Linked DNA regions of Homo sapiens: regions 2, 3 and 4 are each linked to region 1. The links are chromatin loops, found by intact Hi-C in ENCODE. Cell type or tissue: PC-9. All regions are shown on one strand. Each heading gives the region's core, and the rest is flanking DNA. Links, peaks and the distances in the headings are about the cores only. Region 1 has its middle 110 kb from the start of LINC02753. Region 2 overlaps ANO1 (anoctamin 1). Region 3 overlaps ANO1 (anoctamin 1). Region 4 overlaps ANO1 (anoctamin 1).

What was found. Hi-C counts contacts between places; a loop is a spot of excess contacts. Peaks named below come from ENCODE experiments on the same cell type or tissue, not always from the same donor. Only the 100,000 strongest peaks of a DNase experiment are listed, where the experiment ranks them.
Region 2: it touches region 1 in a loop (12-fold over the local background); 2 of 110 quality-filtered maps call a loop at or near these places.
Region 3: a loop joins it to region 1, with 8 times the contacts of the local background. A loop is called at or near these places in 13 of 110 quality-filtered maps.
Region 4: a loop joins it to region 1, with 3 times the contacts of the local background. A loop is called at or near these places in 2 of 110 quality-filtered maps.

Annotation. Positions count from the first base shown.
Region 1 is chr11:69,946,661-69,954,346 of GRCh38, forward strand. No RefSeq gene overlaps it. Among named protein-coding and RNA genes, the nearest start is that of LINC02753, 110 kb to the right of the region's middle. RefSeq lists an enhancer at 1,662-2,861. In PC-9, for the core only: CTCF peaks have their summits at 3,587 (motif pointing right) and 3,793; DNase peaks (open chromatin) are centred at 2,041, 2,901 and 3,601; H3K4me3 peaks cover 821 bases; H3K27ac peaks cover 2,949 bases.
Region 2 is chr11:70,154,621-70,162,306 of GRCh38, forward strand. ANO1 (anoctamin 1) reads left to right here. Exons shown (of 26, transcript NM_018043.7): 15 at 1,291-1,368; 16 at 2,327-2,401; 17 at 6,541-6,742; 18 at 7,002-7,113. Among named protein-coding and RNA genes, the nearest start is that of FADD, 45 kb to the right of the region's middle. RefSeq lists enhancers at 724-1,224, 1,225-1,725. In PC-9, for the core only: CTCF peaks have their summits at 3,734 and 3,945; a DNase peak (open chromatin) is centred at 5,151; H3K27ac peaks cover 1,749 bases.
Region 3 is chr11:70,188,688-70,196,373 of GRCh38, forward strand. ANO1 (anoctamin 1) reads left to right here. Exons shown (of 26, transcript NM_018043.7): 26 at 1-843. Among named protein-coding and RNA genes, the nearest start is that of FADD, 11 kb to the right of the region's middle. RefSeq lists an enhancer at 3,226-3,285 and a silencer at 7,416-7,686. In PC-9, for the core only: CTCF peaks have their summits at 3,042 (motif pointing left) and 3,245; a DNase peak (open chromatin) is centred at 3,014; H3K27ac peaks cover 642 bases.
Region 4 is chr11:70,136,320-70,144,005 of GRCh38, forward strand. All of the region lies in intron 11 of ANO1 (anoctamin 1), which reads left to right. Among named protein-coding and RNA genes, the nearest start is that of ANO1, 62 kb to the left of the region's middle. RefSeq lists enhancers at 4,460-5,273, 5,274-6,085. In PC-9, for the core only: no CTCF peak of the experiment used is centred there; a DNase peak (open chromatin) is centred at 3,932; H3K27ac peaks cover 1,717 bases.

The sequences.
Region 1 (7,686 bases), core at 1,673-6,672:
TGCCTTGGAGTGGCAAATTCTCTGTTTGTCTGCTGCCATCCGTGTAAGACAGGACTTGGTCCTCCTTGCCTTCCGCCAAGATTGTGAGGCTTCCCCAGCCATATGGAACTTAAGTCCAATTAAACCTCTTTCTTTTGTAAATTGCCCAGTCTTGGGTATGTCTTTATAGGCAGCATGACTAATACAGCTGTTTTCTCACTGTGTGCCCACACGGTGGGGAGAGAAACAGAGACAGAGACACAGAGACACAGGGACATACAGAGACACAGAGACACACACAGAGAGAGACACAGAGACACACAGACACACAGAGAGACACAGAGACAGAGACACACAGGGACACACAGAGAGACACAGAGACAGAGACAGAGAGACAGAGACACACAGAGACGGAGACACACAGAGAAAGCATTTCTTTGCCTCTCTTCTGGTAAGGACTCTAATCCCATCATGAGGACCACAAGCTCATGACCTCATCACCTCCCAAAGGCCCCACCTCCCAAACCCATCTCATTGAAGATTAGGGTTTCCACATATGAATGTTGGGGGTACACGAACATTCAGTCCATAGCAACTCTTCCCCTCTGTTCCTTTATTAATTATTAATTATTAATTATGAGTTATTATTAATTATCATAGTTAATTATTAGTTATTAATAATCATAATATTAATTATCTATTAATTATAATATAATTAGTTATTATTAATTATATTTTTAAATATATAATTAATTATATTATATTTTATATACAATATATTTTAATATATTTTTAATATATTTTAATATATAATTAATTATAATAATTAGTTATTATTAACTATAATAATTAATAATACAAGTATTAATTATAATAATTAATAATACAAGTATTTATTATGAATTATGAATTGAAAATTACTAATACAACCTAAATATAAAACCTCCAAGTTCAGAGTTTGCCTGGATTTCAGTGGAAGCCGCGCCCCCACATCGGTATGCATTTTGCCTTGCAGGAGAGTGCGGCACCTTAGGAGCACTGTTCTCAGCACAGGCACTGCACCTCTGCATCTTTGCATGATTTTCTGCTGGGTGGAAATGGTGTGTCTTGTAGAAGGAGCACTTTGATCTGACTTGCATAAAGTTGCCACAACTCTAGAAGCAATCTAGAGGCAAAGCCACCTTTCGTGTGAGCTCAAGACAGAATTCAGAAGCCTAGAGGCAGGGAAACCCACGCGTCCAGATTCCATCCTTCCCAAATGTTCTACATTGTGAAACAAAGAGATGAAAACCCGGAGAGGTCAGTGGTCCCGTTCAGGCCCATTGAATACTCTGAAACATTGGGGCAACCCCAAGGCTCTGAGCATTACAGCTCATGGAAATCTCCCAAGGGCCTCAGCTCTGAGTGACACCCATCCCAGTTCACCTGGGTGTTCCTTGGCACAGGGAAAATGGCCGGCCTCGCCCCATCCCATGGCACCCACCTGAGCTGACCGGCTCGGCCCTGCAGCCAGCGATGGCCATATCCAGGCCACACGCCCCAACCTCCTGTACTTCAGGATCCTTCGAGAACTTTCTTGAAATCCCTGGAGAGTCTGGTTCTGTGGGTCTATGAAAGGCCCTGGGTACTGGTGCTTTTTTAAAACTCCCTGGTATTTTTGACTCACAGCCAGGTGGAGCTGCGGTTCCTCCTGGTTGCCAGGGCAGCCTTTGCCCCTCACAGTGAGCGTGCACGTGGCGTCCCAGAGCCTGTGCTGGGTGGGCAATGCTGAGTCCACAGACAGCCTCAGCGAGCCCCCACCCTACTGCTCTCCTAGACGTGCCCACGAGTGAGTGCGGAGTAGCTTCCCCAGCCCTGCTCCCCACCGGCCTCCAGGTCCTGGGTCTTCCCTGCTGATCTGAGCCCCTCCATTGCCTGACACCAGCGAAGGGGGCACAACTTCACACTGGGCTCACTTCGTCAAGGGGACCCTGAGTCACCAGGGTGTGTCCAGAGAACAAAGACCGGGCAGGGGAGGGGCAGGACAGGACAGGGTGGCTCAAACTTCCAGGAGCGCTGGGCTGGAGGCCTCCTGATATCTGCGAGGCTGACTCACGGTGGAGGGAGCAGCCGGCTGTGCTGTCCTCATGAGCAGGAGTGGCCGTGATAAGGGACAGATTTTAAACGATTAGAGAAAGAGCCCTCTGGCAGCCTGTGCTGCCCGGCCTCCTGGAGGAATGAGGCCCCATCCCTAGAAGCGTGCCAATAAGGAGGGGTGACGGTGACCCACCCGAAAGGGGGATCTGAGAGAGTGTAATGAAGGGACTATTATAAAAGGTGTGAGCAGAGAAAGGGGAAACCCAAGGAAGGGGGCGTGCCCAGAGCCCCCCCACTGGCAGCAGCAGGTGGGAGCTGTGGAGTCTTTCATCCCAAAGGGGGCCGAACAGGCTGGAGCCAGGCTGGAGGAAGGACCACCCAGGAGAAGCCACCTCCTTTAGCAAAGGAACCAGGCCATGGCAGACAGGGAGCCAGGGACACATTCCTCAACTTCTCTCTCCCCTGAAAATTATTCTCCCATCAGCCAAACTGAACAGAGGACACAGGGCAAGGAGGATGTGGGGGCATGCACAGCCCTGTAGGTCAGCGCCCAGGGCACAGGGCTGGGGAGGAGGGTGGAGGGTGGCTCTTAGGGACCTGGGGTGGCCCATTAAGTCCACTGCTGGGAAGAATTTGGGGTAAACCAGGCCCTGGCTCCTAGCAGGATCAGGATGCGGAGCAGAAGCTCACGGATGTGGCCATCTTCCCGGGCACATGCACTGCTTTGGAATTGGCCATCGGGGCTTATGGGTCAAGTTGGACTTGCTGGGTGATGTCACCCCCAGTGCAAAGAATCAGGCTCCCCACCGGGGACTTCTTGGTGACTCACACAGGCCAGCCCTCTCCCGGAGTGGTGAGGCAGCTCTTTGGATGACAAACTGGGCAGGAACAATGAGACAGTGTGGGCCTGCATTCCTGAGAATGAAGGGATTTCCCTTCCAAGTGCAAGGCTGTCCTGTGCTGGCCTCACCCATGACCCTACTCTGCCTCTGGGTGCTGCAGTGTGGCAGGTGCCCACACTGGCCCCCAGAAGGGCTGGAAGGAGGCAGGGAGGCTGGCTTATTGGCTCACCATTCAGCCCATGGAGCCAGGAGACCCTGAGAGTGACCGAGGGACCTTGTCGAACACTTTGGAAAGTCACAAGAACTGGATGCGGCTGACCAAGTTCCACAGGTCATGGGGGAAGAGAGAGAGAGCTGTTTGCTTCAGCAGGAAAATGCATCCCAGGAAAACAAAGTGCCGGGTCCAGCACCCACACACGTGCAGCCCATGGGGATACGACTAGCAGAATGACTAGGACCCACCTAGATATGGGTGCAGTCGCTTCCTAAACAATCGATTCATTTTCCAATTCATTGTACCATCATTGCCCATCTTAGCTGGAAGCCTAGACTCTTCCTCCTGAAGACTCACCCACTGATGTAGACCGTCCAAGAACATTAGGACTTACACAGCCCATAGGATTCACTCTGATTTCCAAGCCAAAGACAGAGGGCACTAGACCATCAATCCACAGAGCCCCTGGTTTGACCGAGGTTGTTTCTGTTGCCACCACAGGGTGTCGCTGTTGAACACTGGGTTGTGCATCCAGGCTCCCTGCCATGGGGGGACCTGCTCAGGCCCTCCTGGTGCCCCATGCTTGGCTCCAAAGGGCTGTGGATTCAAGGCTCGCCACTGTTCCCCATCAGGAGCCCCCATCGCTACATAGGCAGGACCAACTCCCTGCAACCTTGTGCTCAGCTGGGAAGCCGGTGGGTGGGGTCCCGTTGAGCACTGTGGGTTCTCAGGGCCCTCTACTGTCCGTGAACCTCAGTTGGAACCATTCTAGTCCATCCAAGAGTCTCTTAAGGGGGCCAGGGCTCCTACTCCCATCCCACCAAGAGGCTCCTTGCTCCCTGGACAGATCTGGCCACGTCCTTCCCAGCAACCAGCTCAACAGGGGTCCTGGAGAGAAGGAGATTGTCAGGCACAGAAGGTTCTGCTCTCATCCTCTCCAGACCCCACAGACCTAGCCTTTCTCCACGCCACCACTCTCTTTATCCCTCCAGTCAGAAAAGCAGATAGCACCTTCCCACCCTTCACCACAATAAAAAAAAGTGACATTTCACTCCACCTGACACCCTGCCAGTTGGAACTGAAGTCTGACGCTGATGATAACGGCCTGGATCCTGAGTTCTGGGAGTAGGACCCTGGGTTGGAGGTGGAGGAGGAGTAGGGGAAGCTGGGCAGGGAGAGGCACCGGGGGAAGGGAAGAGAAAGAGGAGGAAGAACAAGTTCTCCTTTCCTCAACTCAGGACCGCACTATTAGGAACATTTTGAAACAGAAGAAATGGGACTTTGTCCTCCTTCCTCCTTTATTTGGCAGTTTTGTTTGTCCCAGTGCTGCTTGCTCAAGCTCCCACGGGTAGCACTCACCTTCCTCCGTGTCCTGGGATCCCAGACACACCCCAAGAGAGCCTGTCCCAGCAGTGCAGGGCATCTTCATTTGGGTGTTAGCAGGAAAGCACACTGCACAAACAAATTCACACTAAAGTGAGAGTGGCTGATAGATAGTGACCCCTCTAAGAGCTAGGAGCATTCTCTACAGAAGTGGTTTCAGAGCCTAATTATTCACTAATTGGTGGGCTTCACACCCAAGTCAAAGGAAACATGGGCAGTGTTGGGGGGATACCTGGAGGGGGTGGGTGGAGCAGGTCACCCCTGGAGCCACAGCCTCAACATCACTCCTGCTCTTTGTGAGTTCCTTCCTCCTCTCGCCTCTGCACCGAATGTTTCTGTCCTGGCCCCCCATGAGGATAGGGGGCCCAGGTAGGATGGTGGACAGGTGGCCCTGGACTGAGGCCTCGAGGGACTGAGCTCTGGGCAGGTCAAGGGGATGCTGGCCTCCACACCAGAGACCCTAAAAGGACTGCCTTCTGTGGACCCTGAACTCCGCAGCACCATCCTGAGATCCTCGCTGCCCCCAGAAGACCCTCCGTTTTCACCGAAGTGAACTTGGCCAGAGTTAAGCTGCCCAGGAGTAGCATCCGGAGACTAATTTGAATTCCCAATGCCCCACCCATCCTCAGTGGTGGATCCAAAGTGGACAGAGCCTGCCTTTACCCATAGGGAAAACCACAGGGCTCATACCTCCCTGGGCCCCAGGAGCTCAAGCCCTTCTCAGCCTCCCTTGGACAGTTTCAGAGACATGGGGGTCACTCGAGTGACGCAGGGCCAGCCTTGCTTACAGAAGCCCATGACTCACCATGGTGGCGTCCGTGAAGGGCTCCCTGACCAACGTGGGCTCCTTCTCACAGGACCCTGCCTTCGGGGGTCAGGGACACGACCACCAGCTCCCCACCACTCGGCACCCCTGTCTCCTGTCAGCTGGGAGGTGGGCAGAGGGCCCCTCTGTCAGCTGAGCCCAGTGTCCTGGCATCTCCTGACTCAGGGTCAGGTCAGGCAGGTGAAGGCCCCACAGATGTCTAGGAAGCACCTGGTCTGCCTGGGCCAGGGCAGGGGTGGGCAGAGCCAGGCTCACTGAATCAGTCACTCAGATTCTCAGAGCTCCAGGTGCCTCATCTGGAGAACAGGGAGAATGAGAGCACCTCTCTGAGGATCCACGCCAGAACCCAATAGCCAAAGGGATTCACAGGAGCAAGGGAGGGTGAGTGAGGTCTGCAGCCCAGCAGGCAGACGGGGCGAGAGCCCGCGCGCCGTGAGCACAGCCAAGCACCGAGCTCATGTACCATATACGGTTTACGGGGTGAGAAGAGCTGGTGGGCTGTGAGCACAGCCAAGCACTGGGCCCATGTACCATACACAGTTTATGGGGTGAGAAGAGCTGGTGGGCCGTGAGCACAGCCAAGCACTGGGCCCGTGTGCCATACACAGTTTATGGGGTGAGAAGAGCTGGTGGGCCATGAGCACAGCCAAGCACTGGGCCCATGTACCATACACAGTTTATGGGGTGAGAAGAGCTGGTGGGCCGTGAGCACAGCCAAGCACTGGGCCCGTGTGCCATACACAGTTTATGGGGTGAGAAGAGCTGGTGCGCCGTGAGCACAGCCAAGCACTGGGCCCGTGTACCATACACACAGTTTATGATAAGAAGACGATGAGTGTGGTCATTATGGTTTCCCTGTTGTGGAGCAGGCAGATGAACAGGCAGCTCTAAAAAACAAGGAAAGATTTGAGAAGAGAGAGAGAGACAGAAGCAGACAGAGAGAGACACACACAGAGGGAGACAGAGAGACAGAAAAAGAAACAGAGACAGAGATAGCGAGAGAGAGAGAGAAACAGAAATACAGGCATAGAGAGACAGGGACAGAGAAAAGGAGAGACAGGTGAGAGACAGAGACTGAGATCGAGAAAGAGACAGGGACAGAGCAAGCTAGCCAGGGAAGCCCAGAACCCTTACAAGGAGGGTCTCCCAGATGGGGAAGGGGGAGAGGGACGGCATCATCTTCACAGACAATTCGGCGCTGGAAAAGACCAGCTTGAAGAGGAAGCGGGGACTTCTGAACTGTGGGAGAGGCATGTTGAAGCCCACATGGTTTGTCTTGGTGGCCAGGGGTTCCCCAGCAAAAGAGAGCCATGGTTAGGGTGAGGGAAATGTGGATGGGCAGGAGCCCATGCAGGAGCAGAATGTATTTTATCCTGTGGGGATGAGGAGTCCCTGAAATCATGAGCCAGCAGCACCTTTGGATGGAACAATCCAGTTTAGAGCTGGAGCTTTGCTGGCAAGACTGGAGGAGGGATGGAGGCTGAGTGAAGTCCGCAATCACAGCGCAGCTGGGCAAAGCAGGTGGTGCAGGAATGAACGCTGTGCTGAGGGACCTGAATCCTGGTGGAGGGAAGGCCCAGGCTGCTCCACTCTCCGGGGCAGAGGAGAGGCGGGAGGGAGCAGACACCTCGGTGCCCCACCTGTCACAGGGCACCCAGGTAGCAAAGTGGTCTCCTGTGTTGTGGCGCGAATGAATGGATGCATTTACTGGAGAGACATTCATAAGCAAAGAGCCCTGTAAGAAGGCAGATGAAAATCGGGCCAGCCTGGCTACATGGTTTGCAGGGCCCAGTGCAAAATGAAAATGTGGGGCCCCTTGTTCACAAAACAGAGAAAAGAAACATGACTCAAGGCACAAAAGTAGACAGCTTTTTCCTCTCATCTGCAGCCCCTTTCTTGGCTTCTTATGATGTTTTTTTGTTTGCCTTTCCTGTTGTCATAGAGCAAAGTTAAAATGTTAAATGATTGGCATGCATCTCAGCATGCTCATGTTTACCTTGCAAGATGCAACTAGAAGAGCATTTAACACACGTGTAGAATCATGGAAATTACACCATTCGGATCTCATAGCTCATACATACCTATATATTTTATTTATTTATTTTGAGACCGAGTTTCACTCTTATTGCCCAGGCTGGAGTGCAGTGGCACGATCTCGGCTCACCGCAACATTTGCCTCCTGGGTTCAAGCGATTCTCTTGCCTCAGCCTCCCGAGTAGCTGGGATTACAGGCATGCGCCACCACGCCCAGCTAATTTTGTATTTTTAGTAGAGATGGGGTTTCTCCATGTTGATCAGGCTGGTCTCGAACCCCGACCTTAGGTGATCCACCCGCCTCGGCCTCCCAAAGTGCTGGGATTACTGAC
Region 2 (7,686 bases), core at 1,668-6,667, 210 kb after region 1:
CACACCCAGCTAATTTTTTGTATTTTTAGTAGAGACGGGGTTTCACCGTGTTAGCCAGGATGGTCTCAATCTCCTGACCTCAGGTGATCCACCCGCCTCAGTCTCCCAAAGTGCTGGGATTACAGGTGCGAGCCACTGTGCCCAGCCAGAAGTATGTATTTTTAAACACCCCTGAGGGTCTGAGCAGGACTCAACAGAATACAACTATAAAAGCAGGAGTTATCGCCCTAAAATAAAGAGACTGTCTGTCTGACTTAACACATCGGATGTGCACGCCCGGGTGCCAGCTGCCCTCTGCCCCGGCCCTTCAGGCCCTCTGCGCCCCTCATTCCCTCCTGGGAAAGCAAAAGGCCTGGATGCCATCATCTCTAAGGCCCTACAAGCATCCGGCGTGTTTTCAGGGCGGCATCCCGGCCCCCAAGCCTGGGTGAAGATGTCTCAGGAGTCAGTGTATGGCCTCCAAGACAGCCCACCCTGTAGTTGTGTGGTCGCACCTCTTGCAGTGAGCATAGGTGGGTATTTAATTCCTTCCTAAGGGGCAGAAAAGGGCTTTTGTGACACACACTATGTCCATTTAAGGCAAGGGACCTAACCAAGCCACAACAGCGAATCTGGGCAACAGGTGCCGGAAGGAAGCCACCTCTTGGATACAGGGTCCCTCCGCCTCTGTGGCCCGTGGCTTGGTTTCAGCCCAGGCTCTCTGATCACATGAAAGCAACAGAGGCATGGGGGTTTACTTTTGCAGAGCTCAGAGGCACCCCCAGGCCCTGTCTGCTTCTGACGGGCCGTACCCTTTATTTCCTCCTCTGTTTCATTTGGCTCCCAGTGGCTGCTCTGCGGTTTTGATTTCCCTCCAGCTATGGCACTGAATTCATTTATGGAAAGAGACCCACCACCTAATTGGCGGATGTGCTTGGGCTTCTGGGTGTGGCTTCCTTCTTGCTGTCATAAGATGCTGGTGGTGACCTGCACATTTGGCCACTACCTCCCGCTGGAATCCAGCCACCATCTGTGAGATGGGGCATGACGCGGTCCAGTGGAGGGTGCGTGCTGGAGTCTCTCCCGTCTCCACCACCTTTGTTACAGATGTTCTTTCCGAACGTAGGTCTCTGCCGTCTCTTACTTGTTTAAAACGCCCAGAACCCGAGTCAGCCTTGGCAGTGAGCTTACGGCCCGCACCAGGAGGGGCCAGCCTGCTGCCAAGATGGGGACGGTTCCCTGGGCCCCGCGGTCTGCGGTGCCGCCTCCCACTTCACCGCACGGTGCTCTCTTTCCCCCACCCCCCCTCAGAAGCGCCGGCATATTCCAGAGGAGTCAACAAACAAATGGAAGCAGAGGGTTAAGACAGCCATGGCGGGGGTGAAATTGGTACTTTTCTATTTTGCGGGCAGCGCGCGTCTTGACTGTTTGCAGGCAATCAAAGTCGATTGTGTTTTTCCTCAACAAACTGTTGTATATATTTTTTTTTAACATTCACATCCGTGTTTCTCTGTCTTCCTTCGGCACCCAGTGAGCCCAGCATGTTGCGATGGCACTGCATGGCTATGGTGGGTCTGCGGTGGCGGGGACGGGGGTGGGGCTCTGGCTTGACTTGGAGCTCGTGAAACGTGCTTGTCACAACTGCCTGCAAGTGTTTCTTGGTCTCCTCGTTAACATGCATGCCACCCACCCCAGAACGAGTGGCCTCCGGTGTCATGCCCGTCTGCATTCTGTGACCTAATACATGCATTTTCCCATGGAAAAATCCACCCCCATTTGAAACATCCCGGATTAGTGATGAGCTTCTACCTAGGGTTTCTCCAGACCAAGCCAACCCTGGGTTCTGAGAGCCTTCAGGACATGTGTCACCGCAGACGACGTTTTAACTTGTAGTGCTAGCTGCTTGTTTCAACTTGCTCCACAAAGGAAAAATAACTATTATGGTCTGGGTGGCACTGGGAAAACATCTTCCATCTTCTAGACCTAGAAGTGAGACTTTTAGCTGAAGAAATGGACTCCAAGTCCAGGTTTCTCCCAGACGTGGGTCCAACAGTCTTTAGAAAGGCAGCTGGCATTACAATGTCCTACACACAGAGGAATCACAGTGTTAAACGGTTCTTGCTCCCGTTATCCTGTGACATAGGTGATAAACCCCGAAATGCTTCTTGGAACCCTATGCGTTTGCACTGGCTCATCACCTGTGGGCATTTTTGAGGTTTTTCTGAGTATTTCTGTTGTTCAAGTTGTCCCTGGGCCCATGCACGCACGCACATGCACCCACGCTGACACACAGAGATGTCTCATCGTGATGGTTCCAGACAGTGACCGGCATTGTTTTGTGTTGTAGACTGACAAAGTGAAGCTGACATGGAGAGATCGGTTCCCAGCCTACCTCACTAACTTGGTCTCCATCATCTTCATGGTAAGTTCCAGAAGGTTAAGGCCAGACGAAGTCAGGGGAAACCGCAAGGAAGTGATTGGCTTCAGCCGGGCGTGGTGGTTCACGACTGTAATCCCAGCACTTTGGGAGGCCGAGGCGGGCAGATCACTTGAGGTCAGGAGTTCGAGACCAGCCTGGCCAATATGGTGAAACCCCGTCTCTTACTAAAAATGCAAAAATTAGCTGGTGTGGTGGTGCATGCCTGTAGTCCCAGCTACTCAGGAGGCTGAGGCAGGACAATTGCTTGAACCCGGGAGGCAGAGGTTGCGGGGAGCCAAGATCACACCACTGCACTCCAGCCTGGGTGACAGAGCAAGACTCTGTCTCAAAAAAAAAAAAAAAAAAGGATGCGATTGGTGTCCTCCAAGACCTGATTCAGCCTTTCACACGGTGGTGCCACTGGTCCCAGGGTGCGCCGGCCCCATCTCCTCAGGGCAGTGGGTGGGGAAGACTCACCACTACCCCTAAAATGGGAAGAGACCAGGGTTCCAAAGTGACCCCCAGTGGGGGCTTCACACGCCAGGGAGTACATGAGATGATTTCTGTGGTCCCTGATACACAGCTTTCATTTTGAGAGACACAATTATTTGAGTATCTAGTAATTCAAGCCTGGGATTCAAAGATATCATTTAAGATGAAACTGAAGACTTTTTAAGAAAACCATTAAATGGGCCGGGTGCAGTGGCTCACACCTGTATTCCCAGCACTTTGGGAGGCCGAGGCAGGAAGATTGCTTGAGCTTAAGAGTTTGAGACTAGCCTGGGCCACATGGCAAAACCAAAAATACAAAAATTAGCTGGCGTGGTCGTGCGCGCCTGTGGTCCCAGCTATTCGGGAGGCTGTAGTGGGAGAATTGCTGGAGACTGAGAAGTCGAGGCTGCAGTGAGCTGTGGTCACGCCACTGCACTCCAGTATGGGTGACAGAGCGAGACCCTGTCTCAAAAAAAAAAAAAAAAAAAAAAACCTGTTTATGTTTATTTTGTGACCAAAACATGACTTGAGCCCTGATACAGGCATCAGCATTAAATTAAGTAAAAACAAATTTTTAAAAATTTTAAAAAAGAAAACTATTAAATAAATAACATGCAGACAGGACACGATAGTGCTACTCAGGGACCACAAGTCTGTGACGTGGCTTGTGGGCAAACATCTTGTGGCTTTTAGGGGATTTCAATCCCAGGGACTTCAACCCCCAATGGATTCGGCCTTGGCCGCCTGCTAGCTGTGTTTCCATCACCCCCCAAGTACTCGGAGCCAGCCGTGGTCATGTTACAAATGACCCTGCCCTCGTCCAGCCCAACAGCTTGAAGGCAGCGCCTCCTGTGGCCACCTAGCCCCGAGTCCTGGTACTGGAGCCCAGGTTGGCAGCTGTGCACTGAGGGCCTCACCAGAGCGTCTCATCACTGGCCAGTCCTGGTACCATCCCCCTCCTGCTGATACAGAAACTAAAGCCAGAAGGCTGCACTTCTCCTCCAGTGCCAGCCAGAGGTGGTGGCTGTGGTCACCATGTAGTCACTGGCATATGCCTGCAGAAGCTGGTGCCAGTCAGGCTGTCTGCTCCAAGATCCATGCCATTCTGTAGGAACTTGGAGAGACAGAGGCGGGGGGCTGTCTTTGTTTTCTGGGTTGAGTGAGGGGCCAAGGGCCCCCTGACCAAGTCATGGAAGAAGTGGGAAGATCCAGTGTCCCCTCATGCTCTTAGGTACAGTAAGAGGGACGCTGGCCGACATAAAGAAGTCCAGAGGAGGGTGGCCTCAGTGGTGGGGCCTGCTCATCCCCCTTACCTGGAGAAGGGGACCCCCTCGGTGGGGGCTGGGGGCTGGGGGCTGTTGTGCTCTCGGTGACTTGGTGGGAGGGCACCCGGCCTCGTGCTGAGGGGATGTGTCCCCTCTGGCCAGGTGCCAGGCTAGGGGGTTGGGAGATAACCGGAGCCTCCCCATCCCTCACCCAGGGGAGGCTAGCCTGAGGTTCAGCCACTCCCACTGCAGAAGCAGCAGCATTGTCGCAGAAGGGCCAGTGCGGGGCCGGGAAGGAGGTGGCCGTCTAGGGCTGGTCTGGTGGCCCCACGATGCCATCAGAGTCACTGGCTTCTCTGACCTTCTGCTAGCCTGTCCTAGGAGTGGGTCCCCTCTTGGTCACAACATGGCTGCTGCACCTCCAGCATCACTTCCACTCTCCAGGCTGGAAGAAGGGGAAGGGTGGGGGAAGAGATGGGCCAGGGGTGGCAGCCCCTGTCTGAAGGTGCTTTCGCAGAAGACCCACCACACCTCTGCTTGCATCTCATTGGTCAGAACTGTTTCACGTGGCCACCTCCTCTGCAGGGAGGCTCAGGAATGAGCACACACTGCCATCTCAGCAAGGCGGGATGGTAGAGGAAAGACAGAGGATATTGGATAGGGAAGTAGCCGGCTCTTTTCCCAGCCTTGACGTACTGGTAAACCCCTGTCACAAGGGCTTCATAGGGTTGAAGAGGACACAGCTTTGTCTTCAACTTGGGAGTTTCATTCAGCGAACAAACGTTGGTTGAGCACCTAGGATGTGCCCCACACGCCCCTGGTCCTGGGGATGCGGGGGAGATGGACCAGGGAGACTGGAAGGGAGCCTGCTGCAGGGCGTGCCTGTTGTGGGCCCGACTGCCCCATGGCAGGGCAGGGGACGCGCCCGCTGGGGTGGAGGGCCTCCCTCGCTGAGTCACCCACAGGCCTGGCGCTCCAGCTGCACCTCCGCATGCTGGCACGGGGACAGACATCCTGGAGGCCTCTTGGCAGGACCGAGGGGTTTTCCAAGGAAAGCCCTTGTTCCCCGGAGCTGGCCAGGGAGTGGTCCCCACGCCTCGCAGCAGGGCTTCTCCTTAGTCAGGGTGTGGTGAGGGCTGCAGGCATTTTCCTGGGCAGGGTGCAGTCACCATGTGTCACTGGCAGATGCCTGCAGAAGCCGGTGGTAACGGCCCAGAACATGAAATAAGAGCTTTTCTAGGTTTCTGAAAGCTGCAGACACCCTCTGGGGCAAACAGACCCATCCCAGGCTGCAACTGGGAGACACACAGGGCAGCCCCAGGCCTCCTGGGCCTGCCTGTCCTGGGAGCCACCTGTGACTGTGCCAGCAGGGACCGGACCTGCCCTCTGCACCCTTGCATGGGAGCAAATATGCGATTTCCTGGAACACGGGGACACAGGGTGACAAGACAGCCTGTGTCCTGCGGGTGGTTTCACGCCTGGGTGAGGAGCCTGGCTTTGCTGTGTGCTTCTCCTGCCCAGCCCTCGGTCCATCCATCCTCAATGAGGGCTCAGAATGGGGCATCCACACCCCTGGGCAGGGCGGGGCAGGGCAGGGTGAGGGAGCCCAGACAGACAGACAGACAGAGGTGTGTGGAACAATCTTGTCATTGTAGCCAACTCCCACCACGGTTTCTCAGGCAACCACCAACCCAAGTTTTATGGAATGTTCTGGTCCCACGGTATGTTTGGCAAGAGGAGGGGCTCACTCTGGTGGGAGAGCTAGAAGGGTGCTGCTGGCTGGGAGAAGGGACCCAAAGCATCTCCAGCCAGACCCAAAGCCCTGCCCCATCCCAGGCCACACCTGCCTCCTTTACCAGGGGAGTCCCTGGGAGGTGGCTGTGAGAGAGGCACACCTCAGCCCTGCACCACCTGAGGATGTCCCTGAGCTCACCATGGGTTGGGGGAGAAGCCCCATCCCGCAGTCAGTCTGCTCTGGGACAAGCCACTGGCATGGCGGCCATACTGTGTCCTGGGCTGTGCTTGGGGATGGTGCCTGGGCTCCGGGAAGATGGTAGCACAAAGATCTTGTGAACTGCAGGCTTGGGCAGACCGCCTGGTAAATCCCAGCTCCTGAGCTGGGTGACCTGGCCTGTCTACGTAACCTCTCTGAACCTCAGTGTCCTTGTCCATGGAACAGAAACTAGCCCCTCATCCATCTGTCTCTGGTGGGTTAATGCACAGAAAGCCCCTGGCATTTGGCAGGTGCCCAAGAAATGTCAGTGCTTGTTTTGAAGCAGAAGAGCGGGAAGGTTGGGGGACAGCTGGACTGAGGGAGCAGATGGGGCAGGCCCAGGAAGGTCCTGGGTGGGCCCCCAACCAAGAGTGCCCCTTTCCCCCCTGCAGATTGCAGTGACGTTTGCCATCGTCCTCGGCGTCATCATCTACAGAATCTCCATGGCCGCCGCCTTGGCCATGAACTCCTCCCCCTCCGTGCGGTCCAACATCCGGGTCACAGTCACAGCCACCGCAGTCATCATCAACCTAGTGGTCATCATCCTCCTGGACGAGGTGTATGGCTGCATAGCCCGATGGCTCACCAAGATCGGTGAGTGCCCATGTTCCAGGTACTGTGGCCTGGACTCAGGCAGCTGGAGTCGCCTGCCTCTTGCTGTGCATCCTTGAGTTTGTTGCTTAACTTCTCTGGGCCCCAGCTCCCTGGTTCTCAATGGGTATCCTGAGCACAGGCCATGGTGCGCCTATGAGAGCCGACTGAGTGACTGTGCCAGTGGCCAGCCAGAAGCTGGACCAGGCTGTTGGGGGCCATCCCAGCCACAGCCTCAGTATCATCCTACCCCTCCCTCTAGAGGTCCCAAAGACGGAGAAAAGCTTTGAGGAGAGGCTGATCTTCAAGGCTTTCCTGCTGAAGTTTGTGAATTCCTACACCCCCATCTTTTACGTGGCGTTCTTCAAAGGCCGGTAGGGACATCTTCAGCCTTTCCCCAACCTCGCTTCTCCCAGGTCCAGGAGAGGGCTCTCCCTCCCCACAGGTTGGGGGCACCTGGAGCCCAGGGCAGGGCAGACACCGTGGCACCCGCAGCCAAAGAGGGTCAGGGAGAAGGCCTGGGCCCTGCTGAGGCTCCAGAGCAGCGGGACCCTGGGCAGCAGGGAGTCCAGGTGGCAGGGAACCCAGGCAGTGGGGACCCCAGGCAGTGAGGACCGGGGAGTGAGGACCCGGGAGTGAGGGCCCTGGGCAGTGAGGACCCTGGGCCGTGGGGACCCCAGGCAGTGAGGACCGGGGAGTGAGGACCCGGCAGTGAGGGCCCCGGGCAGTGAGGACCCGGGAGTGAGGGCCCCGGGCAGTGAGGACTCTGGGCAGAGAGGACCTCGGGCAGTGAGGACCCGGGAGTGAGGGCCTTGGGCAGTGGGGACCCCAGACAGTGCAGACCCCGGGCAGTGGGGACCCCAGGCAGTGAGGACCGGGGAGTGAGGACCCGGGAGTGAGGGCCCCGGACAGTGGGGACCCCGGGCAGTGGGGACCCCAGGCAGTGA
Region 3 (7,686 bases), core at 36-5,035, 240 kb after region 1:
TCCCCACTGTCAGCCACACACCTGCCCCCATCACACCAAGCCGACCTCAGAGTTGTTCATCTTCCTTATGGGACAAAACCGGTTGACCAGAAAATGGGCAGAGAGAGATGACCTCGGAAGCATTTCCACAGATGGTGTCAGGGTTTCAAGAAGTCTTAGGGCTTCCAGGGGTCCCCTGGAAGCTTTAGAATATTTATGGGTTTTTTTTCAAATATCAATTATATGGTAGATTGAGGATTTTTTTTCTGTAGCTCAAAGGTGGAGGGAGTTTATTAGTTAACCAAATATCGTTGAGAGGAATTTAAAATACTGTTACTACCAAAGATTTTTATTAATAAAGGCTTATATTTTGGTAACACTTCTCTATATTTTTACTCACAGGAATGTCACTGTTGGACAATTATTTTAAAAGTGTATAAAACCAAGTCTCATAAATGATATGAGTGATCTAAATTTGCAGCAATGATACTAAACAACTCTCTGAAATTTCTCAAGCACCAAGAGAAACATCATTTTAGCAAAGGCCAGGAGGAAAAATAGAAATAAATTTGTCTTGAAGATCTCATTGATGTGATGTTACATTCCCTTTAATCTGCCAACTGTGGTCAAAGTTCATAGGTGTCGTACATTTCCATTATTTGCTAAAATCATGCAATCTGATGCTTCTCTTTTCTCTTGTACAGTAAGTAGTTTGAAGTGGGTTTTGTATATAAATACTGTATTAAAAATTAGGCAATTACCAAAAATCCTTTTATGGAAACCATTTTTTTAAAAAGTGAATGTACACAAATCCACAGAGGACTGTGGCTGGACATTCATCTAAATAAATTTGAATATACGACACTTTTCTCACTTGAATGCTGTCTGCCTGACGTCTGCCTGGGAAACTCACAGGCCGTCCCCAGAGTCCAGTGACCCTGCAAACTCAGCACTGACGGACAGGCATCTCTTTCCTTTGGTGCCGGCCTGCGCATGGCTCTAAATGTTCTTGGGACTTCATCTTTCTGTACGTGTGTGCATTTGTGCATGCACATGTGTGTGCCTATTCATTTGCATGTGTTTTGCATGCATCATGTGCACGCATGTTCGCATTTGCTTGTGTGCATGTGCCTGTGTCTTTACATGTTTGTGTACATCACGTGTGTATGTATGCATTTGTATTTGCTTGTATTTGCATATGGGTGCAGGTGTGTGTGCATGTGGACACGTGTGCATATATGCATGTGTGTGTATATGTCTATGTGTGCATGCACGTGTGTATACAGTGCGTGTGTGTACTTGTGAATGCCTGTGTTTATGTGTTTGCATGGTTTATGTATGTATTATCCGTTCTCACACTGCTATAAAGAACTACCTGAGCCCAGGTGTGGTGGCTCACACCTGTAATCCCAGCACTTTGGGAGGACAAGGCGGGTGGATTGCTGGAGGTGAGGAGTTCAAGACCAGCCTGGCCAACATGGCAAAATCCCATCTCTCCAAAAAAAAAAGTTACATAAAAATTAGTCGAGCATGGTGGCGCACACCTGTCATCTCAGCTACTGGGGAGGCTGAGGCAGGAGAATCACTTGAACCTGGGAAGCAAAGGCTGCAGTGAACCGAGATCATGCCATAGCACACCAATCTGGGTGACAGAGTTAGACCCCATCTCAAAAAATATATAAATAAATAGAACTACCTGAGACTGGATAATTTACGAAGAAAAGAGGTTTAATTGACTCACACTTTTGCATGCTTAACAGGAGGCATGACTGAGAGGTCTCAGGAAACTTAACGATCGTAGCAGAAAGCAAAGGGGAAGCAAGCACGTCTTCACAATGGTGGAGCAGGAGAGAGCGAGCAAAGGGGACAAGTGCCACATTTTCAAACCATCAGATGTTGTGAGAACTCACCCACTATCACAAGAACAGCATGGCGGAAATGCGCCTCATGATTCAACCACCTCCCACCAGGTCCCGCCCTCGACACGTGGGGATTACAATTTAACATGAGATTCAGGTGGGGACAGAGCCAAACCATGTCAGTGTGCATCACCCCAGGGTTCACACACGTGTTTGCCTTTGCCTGTGTTTGTATATGCATATGTGCTGTGTGTGTGCATATGTGCCGGTGTGTGTGCATATGTGCTGGTGTGTGTGCATATGTGCTGTGTGTGCATATGTGCTGTGTGTGTGTGCATATGTGCTGGTGTGTGTGCATATATGCTGTGTGTGCGCATATGTGCTGGTGTGTGTGTGCATGTGTGCTGTGTGTATGCATATGTGCTGTGTGTGCATGTGTGCTGGCGTGTGTGTGTGCATGTGTGCTGGTGTGTGTGTGCATATGTGCTGGTGTGTGTGTGCATGTGTGCTGGTGTGTGTGTATATGTGCTGATATGTGTGCATATATGCTAGTGTGTGTGCATATGTGCTGGTGTGTGTGTGTGCATGTGTGCTGGTGTCTGCATATATGCTAGTGTGTGTATGCATGTGTGCTTGTGTGTGTGCATATGTGCTGGTGTGTGTGTGCATATGTGCTGGTGTGTGTGCATATATGCTAGTGTGTGTGTGCATGTGTGCTGGTGTGTGTGCATATGTACTGGTGTCTGAGTGTGCTTGTGTGTATGCACAGATGTACCACATATTCCTCTGTGTTTGTGTGTGTGTGTGTGTGTGTGTGTGTGTGTATGTTGGGATGGGGGATTGTGGTCACACTTTCTAGCAGGCTCTTCCAAGAATCCCATATCTCGACCTCTGATCCCACAACCCAACAGACTAGTATTTAGGGTTTCATGGACCCCAAATTTCTTCAAAACGTTTTGGGACTGACCTTGGGTTGTCAATGTTTTCATTTGGGCAAGTGGGGACATTTTTTTAGAACCGTCACCTATAATCACTATCACTTCATAAAAGAACGTATATTTTTAACAGCGTCAGCAAAGCAGTATGGCGCTTCGGGCTGGGGACAGTGTCCTTGTGCGGCCCTCGGCGTCGGCCACCTTCCCTTCACCGCCAGGACAAGGCAGGGCCTCTTTCGACCTGTGGCAGGCCTCGGGCGCCCCCTTGTGCTGGCTCTCCTCAGCACAGCGCCTTGCCACCTTGGTCAGGCGCATCCTCCTAAAGCTTGGGCCCCACATTCTCGATCCTGTAGGGAGGGCCCAAGGAGAACGGCACCCACTTTCTCAATCCTGTAGGGAGGGCTCAGGGAGAACGGCACCCAGGATTGGCATCGCGGGAACCCCTTCCCTCTGCCCTCCTGTCTCCATGGGTCCTCCCAGAGCCTGGGAGGGCACAGGTGGGGACCTTCAGCCACATCTGATAGATGAGGAAACAGGCTCTTGACCAAGATCTCAGGGCGCTTTAATGCCAAGTCTGAAGGCCAGACCTCATAAACATGTATGGAACATTCAAGAAACATTTATTGAACTCCTACTGTAGGCCAAGTGCAGCGGCTCATGCTGGTAATCCCACATGAGGGATTACTGCATTGAGAGGCCCAGACAGAAGGATTGCTTGAGCCCAGGAGTTCGAGACCAGCCTGGGCAACATAGCAAGACCCTGTCTCTACAAGAAATAAAAAAATTAGCTGGGCATGGTGGCGGGCACCTGTGGCCCCAGCTACTCGAGAGAGTGAGGTAGGAGAATCACTTGAGCCCAGGAGGTCAAGGCTGCAGTGAGCTATGATTGCATCACTGCACTGCAGCCTGGGCAACAGAGCAAAACCCTGTCTCAAAAAATAAATAAAAATTAGACCAGGTGCAGTGGCTCACGTCTGTAATTCTAGCACTTTGGGAGGCCGAGGTGGATGACTTGAGGCCAGGAGTTCAAGACCAGCCTGGCCAACAGAGTGAAACCCAGTCTCTAAGTAAAAAAAAAATATATATATATATATATATATATATATATATATATATACACACACACACCAAAAAAAAATGAACTCCCACTGTGTGTCAGGCACTAGGACGAGAAGGGTGAAGAACAAGGACACAGCCCCTTCCCTCCCACATGACATTCTCACAAAGGAAGTCCAATGCTGAACCAGAAAATCAACCGTGGAACCAGACAACTTCAGAAAAGGGAGCGCTGATGAAAATCCAGCAGGGAGTGTGACTGACTGAGGGTGAGTGACTACACTGCGCAGGGAGGCCCCTTGGGACTTGAGCAACAAGGAGCCAGAAACACACAACAGTCGGTGCACAGGCCAAGGCAGCAGCTGCTGGACGAGCTCCAGGAGCAGAGGGGCAGGGAGGTGACAGGAGACGCAGGAGAGGTGGCTAGAGACGACTCATGCAGGGCTCCGGCTGAGTGAAGACTTTGAACTTGGTGGTAGGTGCCATGGGCAGGGCTGGGCAGTGTCTATGAGGGCAGTGATGGGATCTGACTTATGTTTGGGGTCATGGCTGCTGTAGGGTGGAAACTGCAGCCAGTGCCGCTATTATACAGATGGGCACAGGAGGCTCAGAGAGGCTCAGGGCTCCACTGCAGCCATCCACAAGCTGGCAGCACATCACCCCTTGGACCCAGGAGCCTGGCACAAAAAGTCTTCTACTACTGGTCCCTAGAGTAGTGTGGCTGGGGGCAGGGTTGGGGGCGAGCCCAGCGGGCCCTGAGGTCTGAGGGCACCGGCTGCACCACCAGGCCTGGCAATGACACACTGGTGGCCGGCCATGCAGGTTCCGCTGCTCTCCTCTGAGGGTGGAGGTGGACCATGAATAGCATCAAGCCCAAGACAACCTCTGTTCGGTAGGTTCAGCACATGTTAACTTTTGAAGTTAATTTAATATATGAAAACCAGGCATTTAAAGTCCACGTTTGCATGTTCTGCTGAGAAATCACACCTTCTGCTGCACAGCCCCACGTTCGCCAGGTCTCATGCTCACATTCGACTGCAGCCCGGTGGGGCCTGCCCTTCCTGAGTCTCCTCACCCTCCCAAACATGCCTGCCCACTGGCTATGGGGGCAGCTGAGGCTGGGGCCTCCCTAGACAAGCCTCAGACCAAGGTCCCTGTCTGTGGATCTGGAACCAGCAGTGGGATTGAGAGCTTGGCCAAAGTGTGTGCTTGAAGCAGGGCTGTCTCCACCCCAAGGCTGGACTCAGAGCCCTGCCCAAAGCACTCACATCACCAAATCCTACACACTCATCTTCAGGCCCCCAGGAGTCATTTGTGTGCCCCTGACCCCAGGTGATATGTGTCCTCACATGTCAGGCAACATTTACCTGCCCATGTTTTGTAAGAGCCACAGCAAAGAACATAAATGCTAACACTTACCAGAAAACAGGCCAGAAGGAAGTACTGGCACAGTGCCAGGCACAGAGGAGGCACCAGAAAGTGCTGAATTAATGAATAAGCAAGCAAGGATTAGATGGATAGATGGATGGGGGATAGACGGATGAACGTTTGGGTGGTGGACAGATGGATGGATGGATGGAAGCATGGATGGATGGATAGATTGATGGATGGATGTGTGGGTGGATGGATGGATGGATGGATGGATGGATGGTGGATGGGTGGATGGATAAATGTGTGGATGGATGGATGGATATGTGGATGGATGGATGGTGGATGAATGGATGGATGGATGGATGGATGGATGGATGGATGGATTGGGTGAATGAATGGATGTGTGGATGGATGGATGGATTGGGTGAATGAATGGATGTGTGGATGGATGGATGGATGGATGGATGGATGGATGGATGGATGGATGGATTGGGTGAATGAATGGATGTGTGGATGGATGGATGGATTGGGTGAATGAATGGATGTGTGGATGGATGGATGGATGGATGGTGGATGAATGGATGGATGGTAGATGAATGGATGGATGGATGGATGAATGGATGGATGGATGGATGAGTGGATGGATGGATGGATGGATGGATTGGGTGAATGAATGGATGTGTGGATGGATGGATGGATTGGGTGAATGAATGGATGTGTGGATGGATGGATGGATGGATGGATGGATGGATGGATGGTGGATGGTTGGATGGATGTGTGGATGGATTGGGTGGATGGATGTGTAAGTGGATGGATGGATTGGGTGGACGGATGGATGGACTGGGTGAATGGATGGATGGATGGTGGATGAGTGAATGTGTGGGTGAATGGATGCATTGATTGAATGGATGTGTGAATGGATGAAGGGATCGAGTGGATGGATGTGTGAATGGATGGATGGATGGTGGATGAGTGAGTGGATGTGTGGGTGAATGGATGCATTGATTGGGTGGATGGATGGATGGATGTGTGGATGGATGGTAGATGGGTGGGTAGATGGTAGATGGATGGTGGATGGATAGATGAATGGATAGAAGGATGGATGGATGTGTGGATGGATGGATAGATGGATGGATGGATGCTGGATGAATGGATGGATGGATGGTGGATGGGTGGATGGATGTGTGGACGGATGAATGGGTGAAAGGATGGATGTATGGATGGATGTGTGGATGGATGGATAGATGTGTGGATGGATGGGTGGAAGGATGAATGGATGGGTAGATGGGTGAGTAGATGGATGGATGGATAGGTGGATGGACGGATGGATAGATAGATAGGTGGATGGATGGATGGATGGGTGGGTGGATGGATGGATGGATGGGTGGATGGATGGATGGATAGATGCATGTATGGGTGGATGGATGGAAAATAGACTGACAATTGGGTCTTTTTGCCTTTGAGATGAATGGGCCTCAGGATCAAGTTAGCAGGAGTGTTGGTGGAGGAGGTAAGGGGGTAGTGGAAGGTAAATCTGATGCCTTCTGACCTGAAGACATGCTCACAGCAAGCAGTTCACCCCCACTCACTCACACAGCCTTGGCAGAAGAGCAAAAGGCAAAGAGACAGCTTATGCCTGGAGACATGGGACCAGCCCAGGCATTTTCATCTGGCTTCCTCAGATGGGATGGTGTCTGCTGCCCCTGCCAGAGCCTGCCCAGAATGCAGCCATGGGGCAAAGGCTCAGCAAACACCTCATTTCCTCAGCCCTGCCAAGTCATGTATTTACTATTGTCCATTTCCCTTCCCTTCTCCCCCTCTTCCTCACACAATTTTCATTAAAGTAAAACATAGAGAAAATTGCACAAAAGTGTACAGTCAAGCAACTTCCACAAAAAAATACACACTTTTGGGGCTGGGCACAGTGGCTCACGCCTGTAACCCCAGCACTTTGGGAGGCTGAGGTGAGAGGAGTGCAGTGGTGCAACCTTGAGTTCAAGAGTTTGAGACCAACCTGGGCAACATGGCAAGACCCTGTCTCTACAAAAAATAAATTTTTTTTAAAAAAAAGCTAAAAATTAGTCAGGTGTTGTGGCATGCACCTGTAGTCCCAGCTACTTGGGAGGCTGAGGTGGGAGGATGGCTTGAGCCTGAGAGATCAAGGCTGCAGTGAGCCGTGATTATGTCACTGTACCCCAACCTGGGCAACAGAGAATTTGTCTCCAAAAACAAAAACAAAATCCCACTTCTGTAGCCAGGACTCAGACACTGAATGAGCACGTCCTAAATATTCCCTCAAACTCCCTTCTCACAGTGGCTGTAGCCACTACCCGGACCTGGTTCCAACCTCGGCAGCAGAAATTCTTTCTCCTGCTTTTGCTTGTTGGTGGCTGCTGCCCTCTTCTGGCTGCCTGCAGGAGCTGCACTCAGGGAAGGGAAAGGCCCCGCACCTGGCACCTACCTTAGTGTTGTTGTGTAGTGTTGTG
Region 4 (7,686 bases), core at 1,114-6,113, 190 kb after region 1:
CCGCACCAGTCAAGAGGTTTAAGTGCAAGGGAGGGATGCCTGGGTACAGCATGGATGTTGGCATCTCGTCTTAGGTGCCCATGACCCTGAGAGTGAGTGTCGTGGGACCTGCAGCACCAGCACCTCCCTCGCCTCACCCTGGCCTCAGTCCTGATTTAAATGAACATCGTCCTTTGGCCGATTTCATGTTTGGGGCTTCTGCCTGGAGTTTGTTAGGGGAAGATGGGAGTTCCTCTGCTGAGGTTCGAAGGCTCAGCCAGGGCCTGCAAGCCTCTGTGAGCAAGTGAGGGCCCAGGGAGAGTCAGGAGAGGCCTTTCCTGGTGAGGTCAGGTGCCTGTCGTCGGCGTCTGCACTTGCCTGGAAGCCGCCCTCAGACACGCTCAGCTCCACCACACGAGGGTGTGGGCAGAGCAGTGTGAGGGACAGGTCTTGCTTTCCCGGGATTCCAGTCACAGGTGGGGACAGACACGCACAGAAATCAGCATAGCCTCGAGATAAATGCAGTTGTTTCTCTTCGTGGACAAAGGCGTTCGATTTTCCAGAGGAGGCCAAGAATGGGAGCCGTGGGTCCGTAGCTTGGTGTAGGGCGTGAGTTCCAGTGGTGAGCAGTGAGACACGCTGAGCTGGGCTGGCCAGGGAGGGGGTGAGCGCCCCGTGCTGGGAAGCATTCAAGCTGAGGTTGGAGGACTTCTTGCTGGGGCAACTGCAGAGCATTGGGAGGTGATGTCTATGTGTGATCCAAGGCCACGTGGCTTATTGGGAAGATTCCCAGGCCTACAACCCAGCTCTGGTTTTTAATTTGGGGATCAAAATGTATCGTAAATTTAGAATTATAAATGTAGGGTCAGCAGCAGTCTGTCACCGCTGAAGCACACGTGCCAGAGCTCCCGTTGTTTATCACACTGTATCCGAACAGCGGAGAACCTGTCCCCATTTCACAGAGGAGGAAAGTGAGGCTCCATTGGCACAGCCGGGAACTGAAGCCACATCTCTCTGAGCCTGTCCTCTCTCCCCTGCCTGCCCCTGCCTGCCCCTGCCTGCCCCTGCCTGCCTCCCTGGACGCTGCGTCCATCTGGAACTATCTCCACAAACCCCCCACCCCCCCACCCGCCATCACCGCTGTCTGCTGCTCCTTCCCTCCCTCGCCTTCCTAGAGACCTCAGCACCGGTCAGATCCCTCCCTGTCTCCCTCTCTCTGATCATGACCCAGGAGGCTGTGACTCCCCAGCCTCCTGGTGCCCCAGCTCCAGGCTGGGAAGATCCACCCAGCGGGGCCCGGCCTGCCCTGGCAGCCCACTTGACGGTCACTGGATTACTCAGGCTGACTTGGCTGCGTAGTAGGACGGTTAGATACAGTCAAGGGGTTCACAGTGCCAGCTCCGGGGCCCGGCTCAGGTTCAAATCCCAGCTCTGTCACCTGCCAGCCCTGTGACCTGAGAACTTGCTTCTACTCTCTGGGTCCCAGGTTCGCATCTGTAGAACGGAGACACAGTCCCACCCCACAGGGTTGCTGGGAACATGGAAGGAGTCACTGCATGCAAAGTTCTTAGGGCCATGCCTGGCTTGTGCCTGGTGCCAGTTGCTACGTTGCACTGGCTGTTAAAAGTGAGCTGTTGCTTTTTGAAATTTTGAAAACGTAGCCTTGGGTCCTAGGAGATTGAGCTTAAACCTAACCTCTCACCTTGTGCTTGGTGGCCTCTGTCCATTCAGTGACTTCTTCTCCTTCAGAAAAGAATAACAGCTGGCTGGGCGCGGTGGTTCACGCCTGTAATCCCAGCACTTTGGGAGGCCAAGGCGGGCAGATCACCTGAGGTCAGAAGCTCAAGACCAGTCAGGCCAACATGGTGAAACCCCGTCTCTACTAAAAATACAAAGATTAGCTGGCCGTAGTGGCACGCGCCTGTAGTCCCAGCTACTTGGGAGTCTGAGGCAGGAGAATCACTTGAACCCGGGAGGCAGAGGTTGCAGTGAGCCAAGATCACGCCACTGCACTCCAGCCTGGGCAAAAAGAGTGAAATTCCATCTCAGAAAAAAAAAAAAAAAAAAAGGCTGGGCGCAGTGGCTCACGCCTGTAATCTCAGGAGACTAAGGCAGGAGAATCGCTTGAACCCAGGAGGCAGAGGTCGCAGTGAGCCAAGATCACGCCATTGCACTCCAGCCTGGGCAAAAAGAGTGAAAGTCCGTCTCAAAAAAAAAAAAAAGAAAAGAAAAGAATCACAGCTGAAGGTAGGTGAGCCTTATTTTGTGCCAGGCACTGTCATGAGCATCTCCCGCGTGCTGACTCACTAACTCCCCCCGAAGGAGGTAAATAGCTCTATGACCCCATCTGGCAGATGAACAAACTAGGGCAACCTTCCCAAACTTACACCCGCTCGTAAGCAGGGCTTGAACCCCAGAATTCTGGTTTCTGAGCCCCAAATACTTTTTCATAACTTTTTTTTTTAGTTGCAGTTTTTTTTTCTTTCCAACTTTTATTTTAGGCTCAGAGGTGACATGTGCTGATCTGTTACATGGGTAAACTGCGTGCCGTTGGTTTGGTGTACAGGTTATTTTGTCACCCAGATAACCAGCACAGTACCCGACAGATAGTTTTTCCATCCTCACCCTCCTCCCACCCTCCACCCTCGAGTAGGCCTCGGTGTCTCCTGTCCCCTGCTTTGTGTCCCTGTGTACTCAATGTTTAGCTCCCACTTAAAGGTGAGAACATGTGGCATTTGGTTTTCTGTTCCTGCATTCGTTTAGTCCGCTTAGGATAATGGTCTCTAGCTCCATCCATGTTGCTGCAAAGGCCTTCTTTTTATGACTGCGTAGTGTTCCCTGGTGTATACGGACCACATATTCTTTTTTATTTTTTATCTTGAGACAGAGTGTCTGTCGCCCAGGCTGGAGTGCAGTGGCACAATCTCGGCTCACTGCAAACTCCGCCTCCCATGTTCAAGTGATTCTCCTGCCTCAGCCTCCCGAGTAGCTGGCATTACAGGCACCTGCCACCATGCCCGGCTAATTTTTCTATTTTTAGTAGAGACGGTGTCTCACTCTTGTTGTCCAGGCTGGAGTGCAGTGGCGCGATCTCAGCTCACTACATCCTCTGCCTCCCATGTTCAAGCGATTCTCCTGCCTCAGCCTCCCGAGTAGCTGGGATTATAGCCGCCCGCCACCACGCCCAGCTAATTTTTGTATTTTCAGGAGAGACGGAGTTTCACCATGTTGGCCAGGCTGGTCTTGAACTCCTGACCTCAGGTGATCTGCCTACCTCAGCCTCCCAAAGTGCTGGGATTACAGGTGTAAGCCACCACGCCCGGCCTGCACCAAATATTCTTTACCCAGTTAACCATTGATGGGCATCTTTGTTGATTCCATGTCTTTGCTCTCATAAGTAATGCTGCAGTAAACATATGCATACATGTGTCTATGGTAGAACAATTGATATTCCTTTGGGCATATACCCAGTAATGGCATTGCTGAGTTAAATGGTACTTCTGTTTCAAGTTATTTAAGAAGTCTCCATCTTGAGCCCCAAATACCTGACTCTAGGCCCTACTCCGCGGGCATTACTAACTGGCTCCGGCTGGCGTGTGTGCTGAACACGTGCCTTGCTTGTTCCTGACTGGATTACCTCCAAGTTTTTCTCTCACCTAGAGTAGTTTCCCCGTCTGACTCCACAAAAATACACCTCCTTCCCTTTGGGAGCTGCGCTGAGGACTGCCTCCGTGCCAGGCCCCGGGCTAAGGGCTCTACACCGGCTCTCTCTGTAACCCCACAGCAGACCAAGGCTCTGTTCTTTTCTCTGTTGAAGACGCTAAAGTGTTCCCAGAAAGGGGTCTTGAGCCACACCCCAGGAGAGGGTTTTTGGATCTCACACAAGAAAGAATTCAGGGTGAGTCCACAGTCTAAAGTGAAAGCAAGTTTATTAAGAAAGTAAAGGAGTGGCCGGGCTCAGTGACTCACATCTGTAATCTCAGCACTTTGGGAGGCCAAGGTGTGTGGATCACCTGAGGTCACGAGTACAAGACCAGCCTGGCCAACATGGTGAAACCCCCTCTCTACTAAAAATACAAAAAATTAGCCGAGCGTGGTGGCAGGTACCTGTAATCCCAGCTACTCAGGAGGCTGAGGCAGGATAATCGTTTGAACCCAGGAGGCGGAGGTTGCAGTGAGCCGAGATCATACCATTGCACTCCAGCCTGGGTGACAAGAGCAAGACTCTGTCTCAAGGAAAAAAAAAAGAAGAAGAAGAAGAAAGAAAGAAAGTAAAGGAGTGAAAGAATGGCTACAGAATAGGGCATTCCCAAAGTAAGAGGAGGACCGTGCCTACCCTAGGTACAGTGCTTGTTTATGTAGAGGATAACAAAGAAAATCATGGGGAGATATACTCTGCTACAAGGGTTTGTGATAAAGGATTAATTGTCTTAATTACTATATTTTGTGAGAATCAATATTATTATCTCTAAAGCGAAATTAGGAATGCTTTTGTTCTCAACATCTCGGGATATCAGGACATTCCTGAGTCTGGGTCTGCTTAGTAAACATTATCAATCTGTCCCTTAATGTAAACATCTAGAGGCTGGGAATGCCTCACTTTCTGGGAATACAGCCCGGCAAGCCCCGGCCTCATTTTTCCTAGTCCTCACTCAAGATGGAGTCTCTCTGGTTGGAATGCCTCTGATAGAAGCACAGAGAGGGTAAGCGACTTGCCCAAAATCACACAGCTAACAGGTCCCTAACAGACGTCTCAGATGCGCACCCCGGCCCATCTGCCTCCAAGGTTTCAGCACGTGCCCTGGTCCCACCTCTCTGTCCAAACGTTCCCTCATGCAGGGCCCTCTTGGGGTAGCAGGAATGTACCGTAAGCCAGTAGCAGGGGACATGTAGGCGTAGTGCTACTGAGCGCGCCGTCCCCCATGGGCTGTGGCCGTTCATTTGGTGGCCCTGTTTCGAGAAGCCAGCTTGCCTGTTTTGCAGTTCTTCACTGCACACCTAGTGCCTTGCGCCCCAAGAGCTGCGGGCCAGCCCCTTCGTAGCAGATGGCTACATTCCCCCGACTCTGGGAGTGGGGGACTCTGTGCCTGCTGACCCCGCGGGAGGCTTTGCTGCTTGTCTCACCCCTCCCTAGCTCCACTTCAGCCCTGGGAGACAACAAATGTGCCCCGACTGTCAAATACAGTCAAGTACAAGTTCCGTCTGCACGCTCCCATTTTGAGCGGGGGCGGGGGGAATTCACAAAAAAGCCAGGCCACTCCCACGAAGCATTTGCTTTAGAGAAAAGGAGCTTATTCTAAATCAAGACAGGAGCAACAGGAAAGAACCTACTGCGGCTGAGAGGTGTGAGCGGAGAGGGGAGGGACAAAGCCCCCATCCCGGGCCCTTTTCACACTGGCTGTCAAGGGTAATTACCAGGGATCTCTCCTTGTGTGTTTTTTAATCCCTTATTCAATTATTTGTTCTTTACCCTCTAAGGGATTATTTTTCCTCTGGTGTTTCTTCTCCGCTTGTGTCCTTTCTTTTCCGGCCTCCAGCTGTTCACATTTCTGCTCCTACAATGGCAAAGAGACAGAAACCTGTTACTGCCTGGCAGCCGGGAGCCTGGTCGTGGCCACCCGCCCGCCGGGGTGTGGGGGTCCGTATTCACGGTGGATGAATCACCTCCAGCCTGCTGTTTTAATCTTTGCTTCCACTGCACCGTGGGGTCCAGCTTTCCTGGAGCTGACACGTTGGTCCCAGAGACTTCAGCTTGCTGCTGTCTGGAATTTCTGACATTTGAAAGCCTCAAATAAGATGTCTCATTAAGCAGCCTTGAGCCCTATTTAGCTATTCACTTGGATCCATTTTCTGAAATTATAGCATAATAATGGGGTTTTAACTGCTTGTCAGTTCCACGAAGAACAAAGGAGTTTATCTGATTTGAGCCTGGCTGCAAAAAGCCGGAGAAAGATGGTCCCAACTTTAATGAAATGCCAGAGATGGAACTGGAACCCCTCCCAGGGGCTGGGCCTGAGATTTTACATGGAGTTGACAAGTCACCCAGCTGAGTCACTCCCAGCTAGGTGGGGACGAAGGGGATGCACTGTGATCGTCTGCGGGAACTAAACTTGTTCCAGGGATAAATAGGTAGGGTGCCCGGTGACTCAGAGCGAAAGAGAAGGCTGGAGGCCTTTGTGTCCCACCCATCTCTGCCGAGCACTCTCGTGCAGGACCAGAGCCCTGCCCCCGCCCCGCCACTCCCCAGGAGACCCCTCTCTAACCTCTAGTTCATGGAAATGGAGTCTGCACTAAGCAAACATTGCACTTCTCGGGAACTGGAGGTTAGCAAAGGGTGGTTTCTATTCCCAGGGGGTGGGTGTCTTAGTCTGCTCCAGCTGCCATAACCAAATACCACGGACAGGTGCCTGCAACAACAGGCATGCATTTCCCACAGTTCTGAGTATGGAGAAGTCCAAGATCAAGGTGCCAGCTGATTTGGCCCACGCCTTGGCTTTCAGACAGCCACCTTCTCCCTGTGTCCTCAGGTGGCAAAGGGAGAGACAGGAAGCCCGTTCTCTGTTGTCTCCTCTTCCAAGGGTACGAATCCCATCACGAGGACCCCACCCTCATGACCTCAGCTAAACCCGATCAACCCCCAAAGGCCCCATCTTCAAATACCATCACCTGGGGGGTCAGGGCTTCCATGTGAATTTGAGAGGATGCAAGTCAGGCCAGAGCAGGGGGTCACATTTCAAGAAGGGAAATGGATAGGGACCCCACATGCACAGTCCAAGCAGGATGCACCCCTGCTCTGTGGTCATGTGTGACTGTGCCCTGCCTGCTTCCCAGAGCTGGTGGGCTCAGGGGTGGAGGGCAGAGGCTTGGAAGACGCGACCCCTGCCCGTGAGGAGCATGGATCTCACTGGGGAGATGGGGCTGTCCACTGGGCAGCTACAGAGCGGGTTGCAGCTCGCTCAGGGGAACCAAGAGAGTGTCAGATGAAGCACCTGAGATTGTGCCCTGGTTTGGGCAACAGCATCTCAGGGGAGAGAGAGCTCAGAAAGGGAGTCCGCCAGCCAGCTAAGGAGGTGCCGCGAAATTAGGGAAATTGGAGTGAAGCCTGAGTAGTAGAGACATTGGCATAAGTTGAGGCGGGGTGGGATGCAGCCTGGGAGGAGAGGCAGCTAACCTGATGGATGGAGGGATGGTTGGAGAAGGACGGCAGAAAGACGGAGGGGTCGGTACTTCCAGATGCCTGCTGGCAGCCTACGGAGCTTGTTCAGAATGCAGATTCCGGGGACCCTGGGTGACTCTGTAGGTCAGAGATCTGCATTTTAACAAGCTCCCTGGGGAGATTCAGAAACACCCCAGATTCCCAGACCCACACTGAGAAATCCCGGATGAAATGGACAGATTGCCCCCCGCCACAGGTAACCACACATGTGTGTGTCCCTCCGGCCCATTCTCCTGTGATTCCTCCAAGATGTGGCAGGTGCACATTAACACATAAGGGGAATCTACGCTCATCATTCTATCACTAGCTTTTTGTAAATTGCAGTGAAATTCACACAACATAAAATTAACCATTTTAGGTGCACAATTCAGTGGCATTTAGCACATGTTATGCATCCACGCCTCTGTCTAATTCCAGAACATTTTCATGACCTCAAAGGGAAACCCTATCCCCATGAAGCAGTCGGTCCCCCTTTCCCCCAACCCCAGCCC